2 separate regions of the Homo sapiens genome follow, and region 2 is linked to region 1. Evidence: read pairs that join two places in POLR2A ChIA-PET (ENCODE). Cell type or tissue: MCF 10A. All regions are shown on one strand. Links, peaks and the distances in the headings refer to the core of each region. The heading gives the core; the rest is flanking DNA.

Evidence for each region. ChIA-PET counts read pairs that join two places held together with the same protein. Peaks named below come from ENCODE experiments on the same cell type or tissue, not always from the same donor. Only the 100,000 strongest peaks of a DNase experiment are listed, where the experiment ranks them.
Region 2: POLR2A ChIA-PET joins it to region 1 with 5 read pairs; 1 of 35 experiments calls an interaction of 5 or more read pairs at or near these places.

What each region holds. Positions count from the first base shown.
Region 1 is chr7:2,220,493-2,230,472 of GRCh38, reverse strand. MAD1L1 (mitotic arrest deficient 1 like 1) reads left to right here. Exons shown (of 19, transcript NM_001013836.2): 3 at 330-489; 4 at 4,923-5,063; 5 at 7,719-7,898. The coding sequence starts at 340. Among named protein-coding and RNA genes, the nearest start is that of MAD1L1, 7.5 kb to the left of the region's middle. In MCF 10A, for the core only: no CTCF peak of the experiment used is centred there; DNase peaks (open chromatin) are centred at 4,912 and 5,302.
Region 2 is chr7:3,668,715-3,678,694 of GRCh38, reverse strand. All of the region lies in intron 4 of SDK1 (sidekick cell adhesion molecule 1), which reads right to left. Among named protein-coding and RNA genes, the nearest start is that of SDK1-AS1, 320 kb to the right of the region's middle. In MCF 10A, for the core only: a CTCF peak has its summit at 4,968 (motif pointing right); a DNase peak (open chromatin) is centred at 4,984.

The DNA of each region.
Region 1 (9,980 bases), core at 2,341-7,340:
CCTCTTACAGTGCAGTTGGGGGACGTGCCACCTGAGTGCTGAGCCCCGCCTCCCGGGCGCCAGCTGTCCATCTGTCCATGTGCAACTGAGACTCAATTGGTGGCTTGCTGGTGGGGATTTGGTGGCATGCTTCCTTGCTTCCATTTTTTGTCTGGTAAATTGGCAGCATGGCTCCCAGTTGCCATTGAAGAATGTGGTTACAGGCATGGGTGTATTATGAGCTCCAATGTGCGTTAGGGGAGTGGGGCTGTCCAGAGGCTCTGCTGACTGCACGGCTGATGGCACGTGGAAAGGCTGCCCCTGACCAGTCCTTTGTCTGTCCCCGGAAGGAAAGCAACCATGGAAGACCTGGGGGAAAACACCATGGTTTTATCCACCCTGAGATCTTTGAACAACTTCATCTCTCAGCGTGTGGAGGGAGGCTCTGGACTGGATATTTCTACCTCGGCCCCAGGTTCTCTGCAGATGCAGTACCAGCAGAGCATGCAGGTGAGTGGCATGTGCCTGGGTGGGAGTCTGCTCTGGGGAGACCCTGGGCCCGGGCAGGACCTCTTCCAGTCTTCTGTAGTTGAGGTGGGTCGGTATTAGCAGAGCCTAGAGACAGCTATTCGTCTCCCAGGTCTCACTATGGGCACTCCTCATTTTGGGGTCGTAGCTGGAGGCTAGTTGGGGCCCTGAGCCATCCTGGCTTAAAGGCCTGCCTTGTTAGCGCCCTGAGTGGGCCTGGCGCTCAGCATTGCGTTCACACAAGTGCACTCACAGACCCTGGTGACAGGATCGGAAAGCCAGTTCATTCATCTAATTGAGGACAGAACCCAAACTGCCTGGGGGAGTGAGCACCAGGACTGTCGGGAAGGCTGTGTTGGAAACACAGTGCTGAGAGTGCCTGGGCAGCCCAGAGACAAAGCCACAGCAGTGAGCAGAAGGACTGGGTGTTTTGTGGTCTCAGACTGTGGAGGGCCATTTACAGATTTTGGGGTGATTTTTACAGTTTTCTTCTATAAAATAGTTGTATTTTGTTTCATTACAAGTTCTTGGGGTTTCTCACTGTAGACACAACTGCAGAGGATTCAGGCCTCCTGAAGGACTTCAGGCTCCAAAGAGTGATGAGCCCAGTCCCAGTTGGGGCTGCGATAATGGGGCCCCCAAGTTGTAGGGAGTGGTGGGGAGTGGAGTGCTGGCTAGTAGTGTCTCCAGCCTTGCCTGGGCCCTGTGGCTGCGCAGGCTCCTCTAGGCTCCTCTGCCTGGACCCTCTTTCCCAGTCCCTGCTGCGGTCCCCAGAGCCGTTCTGTAGTTCTGTCCGCATTAGAGGAGGCTCTGGCTTCCTGCGCTCTCAGAGCCCAGATGAGGCCCTGCTGCATTTGGTTAAACTGTGTGTGCGTGTGCATTTGTTTTGTTGCATAATTGAATTAATGTGTGTTTATTAGAATGCTAGCTTGTGGCCAGATGTGGTGGCTCAGGCCTGTAATCCCAGCACTTTGGGAGGCTGAGGTGGGCGGATCATGAGGTCAGGAGATCAAGATCATCCTGGCTAACACGGTGAAACCCTGTCTCTACTAAAAATACAAAAAATTAGCTGGGCGTGGCACCTGTAGTCCCAGCTACTCGGGAGGCTGGAGCAGGAGAATGGTGTGAACCCGGGAGTCAGAGCTTGCAGTGAGCTGAGATTGCGCCACCGCACTCCAGCCTGGGTGACAGAGTGAGACCCTGTCTCAAAAAAAAAAAAAGAATGCTAGTTGCTAGCTTGCTCACTGCCCTTTCTTGATGAGGACTGTTTTTTATTCTGAGATTAGGTCATATATATATATATGTGTGTGTGTATATATATAATATTTATGTAAATGTTCTTTTGTGAAATTATGAAGGTAATAGATGGTAGTTGTTTTTTATCACTGACAAAATGAGAAGTGGCCAACTCTGAGCTGGTTGCAGTGGCTCATGCCTATAACCCCAGCACTTTGGGAGGCTGAGGTGGCTGGATCACTTGAGGTCAGGAATTTGAGACCAGCCTGACCAACATGGTAAGACCTCATCTCTACTAAAAATACAAAAATTAGGCGGGTGTGGGCACCTGTAATCCCACCTACTCGGGAGGCTGAGGCAGGAGAATCGCTTGAACCTGGGAGGCGGAGGTTGCAGTGAGCCATCGCGCCACTGCACTCCAGCCCGGGTGACAGAGTTGGCAACTCTGGTCTGAAATGCTGTGATTTTAGTGTTGCGAATGTCTGGGACCTCTTGGCCTGTCTGTCAAAGCTGTGGGATTCTAGAGTCTGTCTTGGGGCTCGGAGGCCCCCAGTGCTCACTGGTAAAGGCCTCTCGGTGAGGGGATCAGTGATGGAGTGCGGTAGTCAGAGCAAGGTGGTGAGCGGAGTGATGGCGGCAAGACCAGCCTTGGTCCCTGGCCCCTGTCACATCCCATTCCTGGACTTCGTCGTGGTTCTCTCTCTCCTGCTGAGCCCCCGGCGTGGCAGGGAGGGCCTGGAGAACATGGCAGGCCGGGGGAATGTGTGCTGTCTGGTTTCTCACACATCGTGTTGATTTAACGTAAGGGTAAACTTTCAGGGTTCCTTTCTTTCCGTTGTAGTCAGCTCCAGGCAGAGGTGGCACACGGATCAGGTGTGTCTGGGACTCCTGGTCCCTGCCGGTCGTGCCCCCTGCAGGCGGGGTGCCCACCCTTCTCGAGAGGCTCAGGCTTGACTGCAGACACAGAAGTGAGACCAGGAAGGCTGCTGAGTTTGAAGGGCAGTCTTAGGAACGCCCAAACAGCAGCAGCTGAGAATCGAGACACAGTAACATAGGAGTAAAGGAAGTGTGGGCTTGGGCCACCAGAGAACACAGGTGGGAGGACAGAGAAACTTCCCTCCCCTGTCCCAGGCTTTCCTGGCCTTGGCACGCTTGGCATTTGGGCTGGGTAATTCTTTTTTCTCAGGACTTTCTTGTGCATTGTGGGCTGTTTAACAACTTCCCTGGCCTCTACCCCCTGGACGCCAGCCAGCAGCAGACACATGTGACCACCCCCCTGTGACAATCAGGTGTCTCCAGACAGGGCCAGATGTTCCCAGGGGCAAAACTGGACCCCACTGGGAACCACCACTCTACTCTGGTGCTTCTCAACCTTTCATGTGCATGTGAACGCCCTGAGAATGTGTCTAAAAAGAAGTTTCTTTTTTTCTTTTGGAGATAGGGTCTTACTCTGTCATCCAGGCTGGAGTGCAGTGGTACAATGTTGGCTCACTGCAGCCTCCGTCTCCTGGGTTCAAGTGATTCTCCCTCCTCAGCCTCCCGAGTAGCTGAGATTACAGGTGCGTTACCACCACACTCGGCTAATTTTCATAGTTTTGAGTAGAGACAGGGTTTCACCATGTTGGCCAGGCTGGTCTCAAACTCCTGACCTCAAGTTATGTACCCACCTTGGCCCCCCGAACTGCTGGGATTACAGACGTGAGCCACCACGCCTGGCCTAGATTCTTTTGTTTTTTTTTTTTTGAGACGAACTCTTGCCCTGTCATCCAGGCTGGAATGCAGTGGTGTGATCTTGGCTCACTGCAACCTTCGCCTCCTGGGTTCAAGCGATTCTCCTGCCTCAGCCTGAGTAGCTGGGGTTACAGGTGCGTACCACCACGACCAGCTAATTTTTGTATTTTTAGTAGAGACGGGGTTTCCCCATGTTGGCCAGGCTGGTCTTGAACTCCTGGCCTCAAGTGATCCACCCGCCTTGGCCTCTCAAAGTACTGGGATTACAGGTGTGAGCCACCACACCCAACCTAAAGAGAAGATTCTGACTGAGTAGGTCTGGGGTGTAGTCTGCGACTCTGCATTTGTTAAGTGCCGGGAGATGCTGCACTGCAAGGCTCTGGGCCACGTGAAGAGTCAGTGACTCTGCCTTTTCCTCCAGCTGAGCAGGTCGTACCCAAAGGCCGGCTCTGGAACTATTTGGCAAGTCTTCTGGGGCTCTTTGAGGCTCAGCTAACCTGTAATCACTAGCCCTGTGTGGTAGGCAGACTTCTGAGAGGGCCCCCAGGAGCTCAGCTCACCTGTAATCACTAGTCCTGTGTGGCAGGCAGACTTCTGAGAGGGCCCCCAGAGGCTCAGCTCACCTGTAATCACTAACCCTGTGTGGTAGGCAGGCTTCTGAGAGGGCCCCCAGATTCCAGGCTCCTTGTGCACACTCACCTTCCTACTGCCTCCCAGGTTTCAGTCCAATACTGAGTAGGTTTCATTGCTGTGGGATTGTGCAGATGTAATTAAGGTCTAAGATCTGTTGACCTTGAGATAGGGAGATTACGTGGGTGGGCTTGATCCACTCCCTGGTGGGCTTGATGTACTCACCTGAGCCCTTTAAGTCTGAGTCCAGACGTCCGAGGCCGAGCAGTCAAGAGACATAGCAGGAGAGGGATTTGATGAGGGAGATTGGACGTGGTTGACTTTGGAGATGGAGAGGGCCGTGTGGCAAGGGATGTGGGCAGCACCTAGGAGTTGATGGCTGTACTGGGCTGGCAGCCAGTCGGGAAGGAGACCTCATTCTCCATCTCTGAGCTCCACGTGAGAACATGTCCTGGCCGACTGCATTGATTTTTAGTCTGGGAGACCCTGGTCAGAGAATGCAGCCACCTACGTCTGGACTTCCGACCCACGGAGCCGTTGGCTGGTAAATAAATGGGTGGCATTCGAGGCCGTTGCCTTCACTAATATGCTTAATGTCATCTCAAAAGACGTCTTCCTCTTCCCAGGCTTTTTCACCTTCCCGTTTCCTGCCCCTCCCCTGTTCCCCAGCCTGGAGCCCAGTGGCTGGGCCACATCAAGACTTAGCACGGGACCTGCGGGAATGGGTCCTCAGGGAGTGTGTCTGCTGCACTGAGTCACTCACCTGGTTTGATGCCGTCACTGAGGATTCTGTTTTTCTTTGGGTGCGACCTGCTCAGCTGGAGGAAAGAGCAGAGCAGATCCGTTCGAAGTCCCACCTCATCCAGGTGGAGCGGGAGAAAATGCAGATGGAGCTGAGTCACAAGAGGGCTCGAGTGGAGCTGGAGAGAGCAGCCAGCACCAGTGCCAGGAACTACGAGGTGGGTTCAGGCGGGGCGAGGGTCGGCCCAGACAGCCCCAGGAAGCAAGGGGGCTGTGCACGGTACCTGCCAGGTTATAAGAAATCACATCCTAGTCCCTGGGAGCAAGGGGGCTGTGCATGGTACCTGCCAGGTCTTAAGAAATCAGATCCCAGTCCCTGGGAGCAAGGGGGCTGTGCACGGTACCTGCCAGGCCGTAGGAAATGAGAACCCAGCTGGCTGGAAGCCTGACACGCCCTGTGTCATGGTTGCCAGGACATTCCTTCTGAGGCCACTCATGCTGTGGGGCAGGTATCAGTTATGCTTGATGTCCTAGAGGAGGGTGGCATGAAATGGGAACACTTGCTGTGTCTGTTCATTGAGGCTGCGGTGCTGGCACAGATTCTTTTGCTGGGTCTCCTGGTTTCCTCTTCCCTCTGGAAGAATTGGAATGCAGGTCTGGCAGAAATGCCAAGTGGTGTAGGAGTGACAGGCTTAGGAGGTCATGGGGTGGATCAGGGTCTCGGGTCCATGCTGGGTCTTGGGGTTGGAGGGCCCTAGCAAAGGGTGCCGGTCTCAATGGCGGCTCTGTGTTGCTCCTGGCTCCCCAGGGCAGCAGGGAAAACACCCTGTCCTTGGGGAGGGAATTAGGTTTCCACTGAGTGCGCGGATCCCCTCTGCTCTGATTAACAGCACTTTGCCAGGGTTTCAGTCAGTGCTGATCAGTTGTGGAAATGCTGCCAAGGTTCAGGCAGAGTATTGGGCGGAAAGTCTCCCTGGCCTCCGTGCCCTCTCTTGGCGGGTGGATGTCCAGCCCCGCCCTGACATCATGCGGTGTATTCACACACTCTCCTGGGCCCTAGAAAAATAGCTCACGTCTTCCGGGGTGTGATGCTGGTTGGATTGCTTGCCCCTGGCCTGCAGATCCTGACTGCGGTGTGCGTTGTGTGGGCTCAGTGAGACTGAGGCACCGCTGGGGTGGGGGCCACTGCCTCAGGGTTGGCTCCGTTGCTGCTTTGAGAGCTGTTTTCCCTGAGAGGTGGGGCGTTTGCTCATGGCCTGGGTGGGTCCTAGGAGGGACAGTACTGGAGGAATTGGTGGGAAGGGGAGGGAGAGTCCACAGGAGTCTCCCTAACTACTGAGATTCCCTTGTTAGGGGTGGAGAGGAGCCACCAGGTCATTGGTCTGGAGGCAGCATGCTGATGGTATGGCTGTGGCTGTCAGGCAGGAGGGACAGTGTGCAGCTGTTGGAGTTCCTCTAGGCCGAGAGTCCCTGAGGGCAGGGCCCACCCGACTCTGCCCAGGATCTCCATTGTGTGGCACAGCTTATGGCATTTTATGGGTGCTCACAAATGTTGGATTGAGGGAGGGGTCATTGTAGGGTCTCCGGGAACCCTGTCTTGGGGAAATCCAAGGATGCAGGTGACTGGGCTTACACCTGGGGCTCCCTGCTGAGCTCCAGCCACCTTCTAACAGGACTGTCCTTCCTTGCCCGCAGACACAGCTGCATGGGACCCCAGGAACAGTCAGAACCAGTAGTTTTCCAATTGTTCCTTGGAGTTCCACCTGGAAATACCTATTAGGGGCGAGACTTAAGTGTCTGAAGTCCAAAGACCTGCTGGCTGCCCTGTCTGCGCTGGGACTGGCAGTTCCAGGCCCGGTGCCGCATCTGGCTGTGATGGTGCTGAGCGGAGCCCCGTGCCAACCCCAGTTCTTGTCCTGCATCACAGAAGGGTCTCTTGGTTGTTGTGAGGCAGCCCTTGCAGCTCACAAGGGCTGGAGTCCCTCCGAGGTGCGCGGGTCAGCCTCTCTCAGAAGGCGGCCACCTCTGTCACAGCTCTCCTGGGTTTTGGGCTGGAGTACCCTGGATGAGGACAGCACAAGCTCGTACTCCACCCGGGGCTCCGGGAGTGCTTGGTGCTTCCCGAGGAAGGCAGGGTGAGAGGGTCCCGGAGTGCCGGGCTCCACCAGGACTCACCGCCTTCACCTCCTGGGACGCCGGTACCTGGCAGTGAACTCTGGAGGGCCTGCGGGTCATTAGAGTCAGGAGGTCTGAGCGTGGTGCTTGGTCATGTCCCATCCCAACCAGTGAGAGCCACGCGGCCTCCCTAAGGCCAGTCGTGGGGGGTGGGTCTGGAGGTTTGTGGTTTGTGTGAGAGGGGGTGCATGTGTGGCAGATTTGAGCCCAGTGTAAACTGCTTCTGCCCACAGCCTCCTGTCCACGCTGCCTGTCTCTGCCCCTGTTGTCTGCTCGCTGGGGGAGTGCCAGCTCCTTTCAGTGCCGGACAGAGCGTAATTAGACAGGATTTGCTGGTGCTATGAAAGCTCAGCTTCTCCCCAAGGTCAATGCTGAATTTTAGATTTCCCATGCCCCCTCTCCCTGCAGAGGCAACTGCTGAGCAGACGGTGTGATAAATGTGTGTGTGATCTGTGCCAAGTGCCCTTCCTGGGAGCCCTGACCTCGCACAGTGCTCACCGTCATGGTGCCACAGCGGGGGTGCCAACGCTGGGGCTGGGTCCCAGGTCCCGTCCTGGTTCTGCCTATGACTTGGCTCATGGGTCCTGCTCGGCTCTTTTTTGTGCCTCGGCATGTTCTGAGAGAGGTGTGGGGGTGAGGGCTCCCCGCTGACCCTCCCGTGGGCGGCACGTGGCATCTGACTCTTGCTCTCTTAACAGCGTGAGGTCGACCGCAACCAGGAGCTCCTGACGCGCATCCGGCAGCTTCAGGAGCGGGAGGCCGGGGCGGAGGAGAAGATGCAGGAGCAGCTGGAGCGCAACAGGCAGTGTCAGCAGAACTTGGATGCTGCCAGCAAGAGGCTGCGTGAGAAAGAGGACAGTCTGGCCCAGGCTGGCGAGGTGAGCGGGGCCTCTGCTGCGCAGGGAGCTGTTTTCCCGAGGAGAGGGAGTGCATGCTCTTGTTTGCCACTGCAGTGCCCGCTTGTGTTTTCACTTGTGCTTCCCACACGGGCAGCTGCGTTTTGTACATAGTTGTCATCAGTAGAAGTATTAATTTTCCATTCTGTAGTTTTCAGTTAAAAAGTTGAGACTTTGGGCCGGGCGCGGTGGCTCACGCCTGTAATCCCAGCACTTTGGGAGGCCGAGGTGGGTGTATCATCTGAGGTTGGGAGTTGGAGACCAGCCTGACCAACATGGTGAAACCCCATCTCTACTAAAAATACAAAAATTAGCCATGCGTGGTGGTGCGCACCTGTAGTCCCAGCCTGTGGGACTCGGGAGGCTGAGGCAGGAGAATCGCTTGAACCCAGGAGGTGGAGGTTGCAGTGAGCTCAGATCACACCATTGCACTCCAGCCTGGGCAACACAGCAAGACTCTGTCTCAAAAAAAAAAAAAAAAGTTAAGCACTTTTTTGCCTTTGTAATTATGAATTTAAATGGATGATGAATCTGTTTTTTGTTGTTTGTGGACGTTTAGTGTGTTTGTGTTCGCTCATGTATGTATGCGACAGGTAGCCCTTCCCTCAGCCCTCGCTTCTGTTGACTTTGGACAGACCCCTAGGACTGGGTTATAAGGTCCCTAGCGATGGCGGTCTCTGCAGCCGTTGTGCTCAGAGGCCTGGCTGAGGGCTCCAATTTCCCCGTAGCCTTCCCTGTCGTGGATGGTGGTCTTTTCTGGAAATAGCTGTTGTTTTGTCAGGAGGCTTAAGGAGGCACGTCTGGATTTGCATATCTTTGACTGTCTGCAAGGTCTACAGGCATCTGATGGCGTCGGATAATTGCCTCTGAACTGGAGCCTGTGTGAACTGCAGTCCTGGTGAAGGTTGCTTGCATTTTAGAAACAGCCCAGACATGGGCACTGGTGGAAATTGGAATCTTCTGACCTCTCCTGTCCTTTGTCTGTGGCGATCAAGATCGCTGGTGCCAAGAGGAAACATGAAAATCTGCTGGTGTGGGGGTGGAGGCGTGGTAGGGGTGGGGTGGGCGTGCAGCGGGGGTCCTGGAGGGGTCCAGAAACTGGCCGCGGGTCCTTCCTGTGGCCGTGCTGGGGAGGCGTGTTCAGGCTGTTCCCCTATCTGCTTCTGGAGGGAACGTTGGCAGGAGAGGAGGCGTGATTGGCTCCCGAGAAGCTGCTCTTGCCTTGCCCATGCTCTGGGTTCCAGTTCCCATGTGCTGGGCTGTACTGGAGTTGGGCCGGGGGCTGTCCCCGCTGCCTGCGGGCACCTGTGGTTCCATGGGGGAGGGTGAGTCGTGCCGAGCACTTCATGAGGGGCAGAGGAGCAGGAGACTGCAGGAGCCGCAGGGCGGTGCCCGGTGGGGTGGGGCATAGTGAGGGGAAGATGGTGGCGCTGCAGGTGCTGCTGCTTTGGCCTGTCATGTCTAAGCCGAGGTGGCCGCTCCTCAGGGAAGCCCTCCCTGCGCACTAGGCCTTGACTGCCTTCTCCTGTCACAGGGTCCTGATTGTCACGCTCCTTACTCTGGAATTATCTTATGCGCCTCTTCCTTGCCAACTGTCCGGCGTCCCCTACAACACGGGTGACCCTGTGGGCAGGTGGGCTCGGCCCTGCATCTGGCCTTGCCCCTGGCACACGGTGCGTATTAATTGAGTTCGGAAGACCTCTGGGAGGATGTGTTTATTGTTAGTATGTTTTTAATACCTTTCTTCTTTGTTGACTCCCAGGTTGATGCTTCACTGTTGTGGTGAAGTAAACCGTACATATTGTGGGCATGTGGGGAGCACGCAGCCCCCATGCGGGCCTTCCCAGAGCGGCGTGGGGTGGACAGCGGTGATAGGCTTCAGCAGGCCCTAAGCTGGGCACGTTCTCAGGGACAGGGAAATGAGTGCTGAGGCCTCCTTGTTTGCGGAGGGTGCCGCCCAGCCAGGCCCACCCAGGTCGTTTGCTGTGTGAGTTTGCCATTGTCCTGTCCTGGGTGCGTGGTCCCCAGGGCTGACATCACGCCCGTGTGTTTCCGTGTGTTAAC
Region 2 (9,980 bases), core at 3,000-7,999, 1.4 Mb before region 1:
CAGAACTTTTTCTTCATCCCAAACAGAAACTCTGTACCTGTGACACAGTAACTCCCATCTCTCCCTCCCCCCAGGGCCATGATGACTTCTATTCTACTTTCCGACTTTATGAATTTGCGTATTCTAGAGACCTCATGTAAGTGAAACCACACAATGGGTGTTCTTTTATGTCTGGCTTGTTTCACTTAGCATAGTGAATGATTAGTTTTCAAAGTTCGTCCACGTGATGCAGCATTTTTCAAAGCTCCTGCCTTTTATGGGCACATAATAGTCCATGGTACCTACAGACCATATTTTGTTAATCCATTCATCTGCTGATGGACACTTAGATTATTTCTACATTTTTGCTGTTGTGAATAATGCTGCTATAAACATTGGTGTACAAGGTCTGTTTAGGTCTCTGCTTTCAATTATTTGGGGTATATACCTAGATGTGAAATTGCTGTTAATTGTATTTTTAACTTTCTGAGCAACCAACGGTCTTCCACGGTGGCTAAACCATTTTACATTTCCACCAGCAATGCACAAGGACCCCACTGTTTCCACATCCTCACCAACACTTGTTAATTTTCTACTTTTTATATTAGCTGTTACAAGGGGTGTGAAGTTGTGTCTAATTGTGGTTTTGACCTGTTAATGTCATGACCTGCTGTGGTTTGACCACTAATGACTAATGACACTGAACATCTCTTCATGAGCCTACTGACCTTTTGTATATCTTCTCTGGGGAAATACTTTGTTTGTTCTGTTGTTGTTGAGTTGTAGGGGTTCTTTACACATTCTGGACATCAGCCTCTGATCAGATTCTATGGAGTTTTGTACCCTTGTCAAAAAATCAGCTGGTTATCCATGTGTGAATATATTTCTGGGTTCTCTACTCCATCCACTGAACTATGTGTCTATCCCTCCACTAATACCACACTGTCTTGTTTACCACAGCAACATAGTAAGTCTTAAGATCACATTAAGATATAAAATATATATTCACATATTGAATCTTTCAATTCATAAACACTGTCTTTACATTTAACAATTGATATGGTTTGGCTGTGTCCCTACCCAAATCTCACCTTGAATTTTAATAATCCCCATGTGTCAAGGGCAGGGCCAGGTGGAGATAATTGAATCACGGGGGTGGTTTCCCCCATACCATTCTTGTGGTAGTGAATAAGTCTCACGAGATCTGATGCTTTTATAAATGGGAATTCCCTTGCACAAGCTCTCTTGTCTGCCAGCATGTAAGACCTGACTTTGCTCCTCATTCACCTTCAGCCATGATTGTGAGGCCTCCCCAGCCATGTGGAACTGTGAGTCCATTAAAACTCTTTCCTTTATAAATTACCCAGTCTTGGGTATGTCTTTACTAGCAGTGTTAGAACAGACTAATACAACAATATTAACATCTAAAAAAGAAGAATCCAGGGCCAAAGATGCTTATCGTATGTTAAATAAAAATAGTGTACACACCTACATGCACACACACACACATACACACATACCCCTTCGCACACAGAGCAGAATCCCTGTGGGAGAGTTGGAAATTCCAAGGGTTTAAGTAGGGTGGCCAGAAAAGTCTTCACTAAGAAAAGGATATTTGAAAAAAGTACAAAATTAGCCACCCAGATTTCTTGAAGAAGTCATAAGAAACAAACATCCCAGAGGCCAAGAGGTGCAGGAATCCTTGGTATGTCCAGGGAACAGAAGTAGGTAAAAGATGAGGTTAGAGAAGCAAAAAGAACAAAGTTGAAGCATCACATTACCCAACTTCAAACTATACTACAAGGCCTAAGAAACTAAAATAGCATGGTATGAATACAAAAGTAGACACACAGACCAATGGAGCAGAACCCAGAAATAAAGCCACACACCTACAACCATCTGATCAACAAAGTCAACAAAAATAAGCAATGGAGTAAAGATTCCCTATTCAATAAATGTTGCTAGGATAATGGGATATCCATATGCAGAAGAATAAAATTGAACTCCTTTCTATCATCATATACAAAAATTTACTCAAGATGGTTTAAAGACTTAAATATAAGACCTCAAGCTTAAAAAATATTAGAAGAGGGCAAGGCGTGGTGGCTCACGCCTGTAATCCCAGCACTTTGGGAGGCCAAGGTGGGCAGATCACAAGGTCAGGAGATTGAGACCATCCCGGCTAACAGGGTGAAACCCCGTCTCTACTAACAATATAAAAAATTAGCTGGGCGTGGTGGCAGGCGCCTGTAGTCCCAGCTACTTGGGAAGCTGAGGCAGGAGAATGGTGTGAACCTGGGAGGTGGAGCTTGCACTGAGCTGAGACTGCGCCACTGCACTCCAGCCTGGGCGACAGAGCAAGACTCCGTCTCAAAAAAAAAAAAAAAAAAAAAGTACTAGAAGAGGCCAGGTGTGGTACGTGTAATTCCAGCACTTTCGGAGGACAAGGCAGGAGTATAACTTGAGCCCAGGAGTTTGAGACCAGTCTGGGCAACATAGTGAGACCCCGTCTCCACAAAAAAATACAAAATTTAGCCAGGTGGCAACATAGTGAGACCCCGTCTCCACAAAAAAATACAAAATTTAGCCAGGTGTGATGGCATGCACCTGTAGTCCCAGCTACTTGGGAGGCTGAGGTGGAAGAATCGCTTGAGCCTGGGAGTTTGTGGCTGCAGTCAGCCGTGATAGTGCCACAAAAAAAGAAACTCAATAGAGCAAACAGACAACCTACAGAATGGGAGAAAATATTCAGGAACTATGCATTCAACAAATGTCTAATATTCAGAACATATAAGGAACGTATAAAAGGAAGTTAGATAAATCAGCAAGCAAAAAACAACCCAATTAAAAAGTAGGCAAAGGGCATGAACAGATACTTCTCAAAAGAAGACATACGGGGCATGGCATACCTGTAATTCCAGAACTTTGGGAGGCCAAGGTGGGAGGATCACTTGAGGCCAGGAATTCATAACCAGCCTGGGCAATACAGTGAGACTCAGTTTCTACAAAAATGCCTGTAGTGGCTGAGGTAAGTGGATGGCTTGAGACCGGGAGTTCCAGGCCGCAGTGAGCTATGACCATGCTACTATACTCCAGCCTGGGTGACAGAACAAGACCTCATCTCTTTACAAACAAACAAACAAACAAACAAACAAAAAGGAGTAGGGGGAGGAAGAAAGGTAATGGGGAGCATATTATGTAGACTTTTGTAGGCCACTTTAAGTACTCCAGCATTTAATGTGAATGAAACAGGAAACTGGAAATTTCTGATTTTGAAGACTGACATGATCTAACTTACATTCTAAAAAAAGATTAGCTAAGTGTTGAATACAAGCAAGCAAGAAGACTAGACCACAGACCAGAAGCTGTTATAATAATTCCAGCTGTAGACGACCATCACTTGGTCCAAAGTGGTAGCAGTGAAAACAGCTAAATGTTGGATTTTGAATAGCTTTTGAAAGGAAAGCTAACAGGTTTTTCTGTGGCTATGGGTGAAAGATCAAGGTTTTGGCCTGAACCATTTGAAAGATAAAGCTGCCATGAAATGATATGATATAGACTATGGGTGGAGCAGGTTTGGGGCATGGAGGGAGATCAACATTGGAGATATCTGTTAGATTCACACGTGGAGATGGCTCACGGGCATGAGAAGGTTTACAGCCGTGGCTAGCAAACTCTAACCCATGTACAGAATTTGATGCAGGCTTGTTTTTATATGGCCCACACACCAAGAAGACTATTGTTCCTCAGGTCACTATGCTTCTATCCACAGGGGTCAGGAAGGATACCAAATGCCCTCTACTCCCTACCACTCACAGCCTTGCCTAATGATTGGCTTGAGTCTACCAGCATTAATCCAGCCATGCCCTTTACCCAATGCGTGCTGAACACAGAGCCAATCTTGTGGATCTCTGTCCAACTCCTTATAGAAAGACGTCATGTTGGTCACCTGGAATACACTGTGGTGGGAGTATTCACACCATGAAAATTGGAAAAAGCTACACATCAGGGCTCTTCCCTGCCAAGAGCCAGTTATAGTTATCAAACACTGAACAACACATCACTGCCCTTTGTCCGTATTTATGGAATAAAGTCTTAGAATCTCAATTCATCCCTCATCTCCTGTATATGAATCCCCAAACAGCCATGAACAGCTCTTACTCCACACTACATCCCTCACCAAACCAAAACTCCTTAACCACTTCCATTGTGCTTTCTGTGACTCAAAGACCAGCCTCAGCAAAGGCCCCTGTATTGTCACCCTCTCCTCTAAATGTTTCTTCTTCTTGCTCAACAGGAAGGCTGGTCCTCCCCTGCTGACACTCATGCCCTAGCAGCCCTCTCTAGGTCTCTCCCACCCTGCTTTGGACTTGGACGTGGGGTAGATGCCCTCCTTCCTTCTCATTACCATGCTCACTACACTCCACCCGCCTCTTCTCAAATTGCCTCCATCTGTAACACTGAATCTCATGTCGTCTAACTTTATCTCCCACTACACCTTCGTTGTTGTAGTCAATTTCTGATGCTGTCTTTCCCTTATCTTTTAGTGATATAGCTCTTGACTCACAATTTCAGTATACACATTGACTGTGCTTCAATCAACATGTGATCGGTCTGTGCCATTCAGAGATGTTTTTTTCTCCTATTCTCTCTTCTATGCCTTAATGGACTTCAAGACTTAAAAGCATTTAAAAACTCCATGATCAAACAAATCTCCCTGCTGTCACCTACCAAAAAGTTATTAGAAATTATCTCTTATTCTTAATCAAATTTCTATTTATTTTTAATAAAATTTGCTTTGGGTTTATATTTAAGAATACTTTATAATCAGTTCATCAATAATAATCTCAATGTTCAAGAAGTACTTAGAACTCAGTTTTATGATATAATTCTCAAACAAAACCAATGTGTATGTCTTCCGCCCTTGGAATGCAAACTTTTGCCTGCCACATAATGAACTGACTATGCCAGCCACCAAATACACAAGGCAGCAGGGGGCGCAGTTTTGGGCCCTCCAGGTCAATGACTGAGCTTTTGTCTTTGCAGAGCAAGACGAAACTACCTAATGCATTAGCAAAGCAGAATATCCAAAACAACATGAGACAGAAATAAAAAGGGGTAAGTCTATACCAAGGCATCTCACAGTGAATGTTAATAAACTCATGTAATAACAGGCCGGCGGGGCCTATGGTATGTACTTTTATTTTTCCATGTTTAAACATTGATTATAAATGATTATGAGTTTTAAGGTTCTCACATAAGCTGATAAACAACTAGGAATAGAGAGTATACTAAAAGGAAGAGCCAGTCAACAAAAACCTTCCAGGAAAAGACTCTTTCAGGAAATGAATGCTTTTATTTCCCCTTTTGTCTCTATTGACACTGTCTAGCTCTCCGATCTTTCCGTCCAATGAATGATTCTGTTGATCATGAACCGCCCCCATGGGATTTGTTCCTGCAATGCTTCATTCTGGATTTACACTTCCATTCTATCAAGTGTAGTCAATATCCTGTCTGTAGGATGAGAGTATTGCAGATAAAAATCAATTCCCTTTGGAACTCATTTTCGGAAAAGCTTGGTGCATCACTGAAATTGAGGAACCGCTGCCTTACAAATTGGTCAAATGCTACAAGGAAGTATCTTCATACTTTAAGTATTTATTTACTATCAGCAAGAGCTGCTTCATAGCTAAAAGAAGTAAAGCAAAGATGCTTATTTAAAAAAAATAGAAAAAAGGAATAAAAGAGGAAGTAATATTAAAAGATGCATCTAGAAAAAGTTTAACCATTTCAAGAGTTAGAATAGAGCTTTTACCCAAAGATCACTCCAAACCCTCAAGGGTGGGGATGGGGCCCTCATTGTAGGTGCCTATTTTGGCAAAAGTGTGATCTGTGCATACTTAGAGCTTTCTGTATTTTTTATATATATATATATATATATATATATATATATATAAAATTATATATTATAAAAATATATATTACATTTTTATTTAATATAAATTTAATTTTTATTTAATATAAATTTTATTTAATAACAAATTTATATATAAATTTAATATTTATTTAATATATATTTAATATATATTATTATATATTATATTATATAAATATATATATTATATATATATATTTCTCCACATCATCTCCTTTATCGATCTCACTCTGGGATCTATAAATAGATTGCTTTTGGACTTATTTAGGTACTGGTTTCCAGCTCATCTTTCTTCTTTGCCTGTATGTCCTATCTCTTTTGGCTAATGCCTCTGTTTTTTTCCTCAAGAGTTTGCAGTAGAAGTATAAACACAGCTTTCATCTTTCATGTTGGCTTACCTCCAGTAACGGCAAGAAACAGAGAGACACTTCAAGAACTTGGGGGTGCAGTAGGGTAGATGAGCTGCTTGCTGTGATAGAATAACGTGTGATGGGTATTCACAATAACTGGGCACTACAGAAACAGGATGGGTATGGAAGCCACTCTGAGGATGTTTTCATTCTCACCAGCAGCATCGGCTGCCTCCCTACAATTCTCCCTGCCCTCATTCCTATAGTCCTTCAGGTTAGACCAATGGTCACCACACCATGACCCGCCACTCCTCAGAGTTACCAGGAAAACTCCTCCAAGACCTCAGGAGACCCTGTGTCCCATATCATGGATAAGCCCTCCCAGAGGCCGCCAGGACTTCAGAGCAGCTATGCCTCAGGGTCCATGTGTTCCTGCTTTTAGCTCCAAGCAACTACTGTGTAGGCATGGATCAGTTGTAAAGGGATAAGTCAAGTTCAGCTGATTCCTCCACATTATAAACACAAACAATAAGCAAGCAAGCAAACAAAAACCTGCCCAATCTCACAGACATATTACATAAGAAGGAAAAAACTATAAAATGGTTTCAAAGATTTCCCACTGGCGTTATAATTTCACTTCCTGCTCTTAATTTCTTTTTAATCTCATTATAAAACTCACCAAAAAATGCATTAGGTTTTTCATGAGACTGTCTCAGGGATTATTTTGTACTGAATGACAACATCTACAATGAAAAGTGTTTGATTAGTTAACTTCCTGGAGAAACACAAGTTTATTTTAAACACTCTTCACTTGGATTTTTTTCTATTGACTCAGTCTTAAACTTGTAAATAGGTATAACAGCAATGATATGATCATACAGACTACACATTTGTCTCAGCTATATTGAGAAAGAAGGGATAACATCAGAGCTTACAAATTAGGAATCATAATAACAAAAAGGGTAATGACCAGAGCTTCATTCAATGAGCAACAAAGTATTTTACTCTGTCTTTGGGGAGATGTACATTGATTCCATTTCCTTCTTAAATTTGTGACTATAAATATTTAAAAATTGGTTTAAAAAATGTCCCTGATGGGCTAGACTCACACAATGTAGAGGCCGATGGAATTCTAGAGAACATTAAGCTTAATTTTCTGAATTTACAAGATGAAGAAATGAAGAGACAGTGAGAGGAAGTGACTTGACATTTAAAGTCAGAAACAGACACGAAGTCCAAACCAGATCCTGTTCAGTGTTTCTTGTCTCCTCTAAATATACTGAGTAATGACTTGGATAAGACCAATGCTGAAAACTCAGGGGTAAGGCAAGACACCCCCCGCCTTGAGGTCCCAGTCCTCCAAGGGCCTAGAGCCCAATAGGAGAAACAAACCTCAAGGAACTAGTTATGCAATGAACTGTTTTAACTGTAATCGTGGTAACTATGGCAAAAAAAAGTTACAGGATGTGCTGTAAGAACAAATAATAGACGACCTGTCCTTGTAGGAATCAAAGAAGGTTTCCTAAAAAAGGTTACTCTTGAACTGAGCACAAAAGGGTGATCATCTAATTTATTTCACAAACCAGTAGTAAAAGGGGATACCTAAAAACAGTAAATGTTAACTGATCTACAACAGACATAAACTGGGTCTGTCCTGAGCCAGCTGGGATGTAAGGTCCTTTGCTGCAGAAGGATAAGTCAGTACTAAGCAAGGGAAGCAAGCGGGTGGGTATCCTGTATAAGTGGGGAGAGCAACGAGAATTCCCAGAGACAAGAAGGGAGGTGGTTCGTTAAGCAAATAATCTAACATTTACTGGGGGCTTATTAACTGTCAGTCACTGTGCTACCACCGCACACGTTTCATCTCATTTAATTCACACAAATCCCCTAAGAAGCTGAGACTAATAACTGCATTTCAGAGATGAGAACACTGATGCATAGGTTCAAGAACTTGTCCATTAATAAAAGTTTTGTTTTGTTTAAGAACTTGTCTAAGATCATACCTAGTAAGTGAAAAGTTAAGATTCAAACTCAGGTATCTGATCCGGGAAACTAAGAACGTAACCAATATACCAAAGTGGCTGTGGCTGGACGTCAGAGGGAAAGAGATGGAAGAAAAAATTTAGGTAGATAAGGGAAGGAACTGAATTACACAAACCCTGCTGTTTATATTAAGGATTTGGTTACTCAGACTAATATACTAATGGATTTGAAGGAACAGAGTAACAAGATCAGGTTCATATTAATATATCATTCTGACCACAGCATGGGGAATGGAGAGAGAAGACAAAATAAACATAGGGAAACAAGGTAGAGACCAATGAAAGAGGCAAGAGTTTGGTCAGGAATGGTGGCAGAGGTGGACACACAATGATGTGAGTAGATTTGTGGGATAACATGTGGTACAATAAGAGAAACTGGTGATTGACTGGATGTGGTGGAAGAGAAAAAGAAGTATCAAGGATAATTCCTTGGTTCTTGCTTGGGCAACTGTTGGATGGCAGTGTCATTTATGTTAAGAAAGGAGAGCCAGGAGTAAGGCAGGGAAAATAGGGTCAATGAAGAAAAAAGAGTTCTGTTTTCAACCTACTGAGTATGAAGCACCTTTGAAAAAACTCCAGGAAAATACAATGAATAGGCTGTTGAATACATAGGTTTGAAACTCAAAGGAGTGATGTGGGCTGGAGATGTAAAATTGTGAGTCATCTGCAAGTGCTATAGTTGGTATGTGAGCTGATGAGCTTGGATGAACTTACCTAAGGAGGGAGAATAAGGTGGGAGGTAGTGAAGTGCTAGGACCAAGGATTGAGGAAATCCAAGGTTTAAAGACAGGTGGAGGAAGGCAAGTTGGCAAAGAGGTCTAAGAAGAAGAGAGCCAGAAAAAATGAGCAGGAGTGTGTTGTGTTATTGAATTCAAAAGAAGAGAGTGGTTAAAGAAGGTGGAAGTAAACCGAACAGTCAATACCAGCGAAGTTCAAGGAGAGTAAGAACTCAAAGATGATTCTGTTTTGGTGGGAGCAGAAGTAGATCTTCAAGAGTTCAATGAAAAGGGGGTAAGAAGGTGCTGTAAAACCTGAACATGTTCCAAATATAAAAATTCTGCAACAAGGTCTGTAGTTAATCTGTTTCTGTATCTGTTTATGAGACAAAGCAGTAACTTTAACAGGTTTTTAATCCCCTCTGCTCCTACACTGCTTTCCATGCTCTTATAATTTGGGATTTCAATTCCACATTTCTTTGCTTTTCAAAATATTCAACATTCATTTACACTAACCAATATGTTTTACCACCTTATTTGTTCATTATCACTCCTAATATTCTACTTCTTCTCAGATTTACTTTTCTCCCTGGAATGTGTCCTTTTTAGATTCTCTCAAAGAGCTTTGGTAAGTGGTAAACTTCTTGAGCCCTTATGTGGCCAATTGTCCTTTTCAAATGGGGCACAGCAACATTCCTTACCAGACATGCTCTGCCAGAGCCTCCCATGACGTCACACAGGGACAGGTCTATGGCTCCTTCTCCTGAACCTGGGCAGGCCTTTGTGACTCTTTCAGCTAGTGACACAATGGTGAAAATGGACACTTTGTGACTCCCAAGGCTCATCATAAAAGGCAATATAGTATTTTGTTTTGTTTTGTTTGAGTAGGAATTTCACTCTATCACTCAGGCTGGAGTGCAATGGCGCCATCTTGGCTCACTGCAAACTCCGCCTCCCA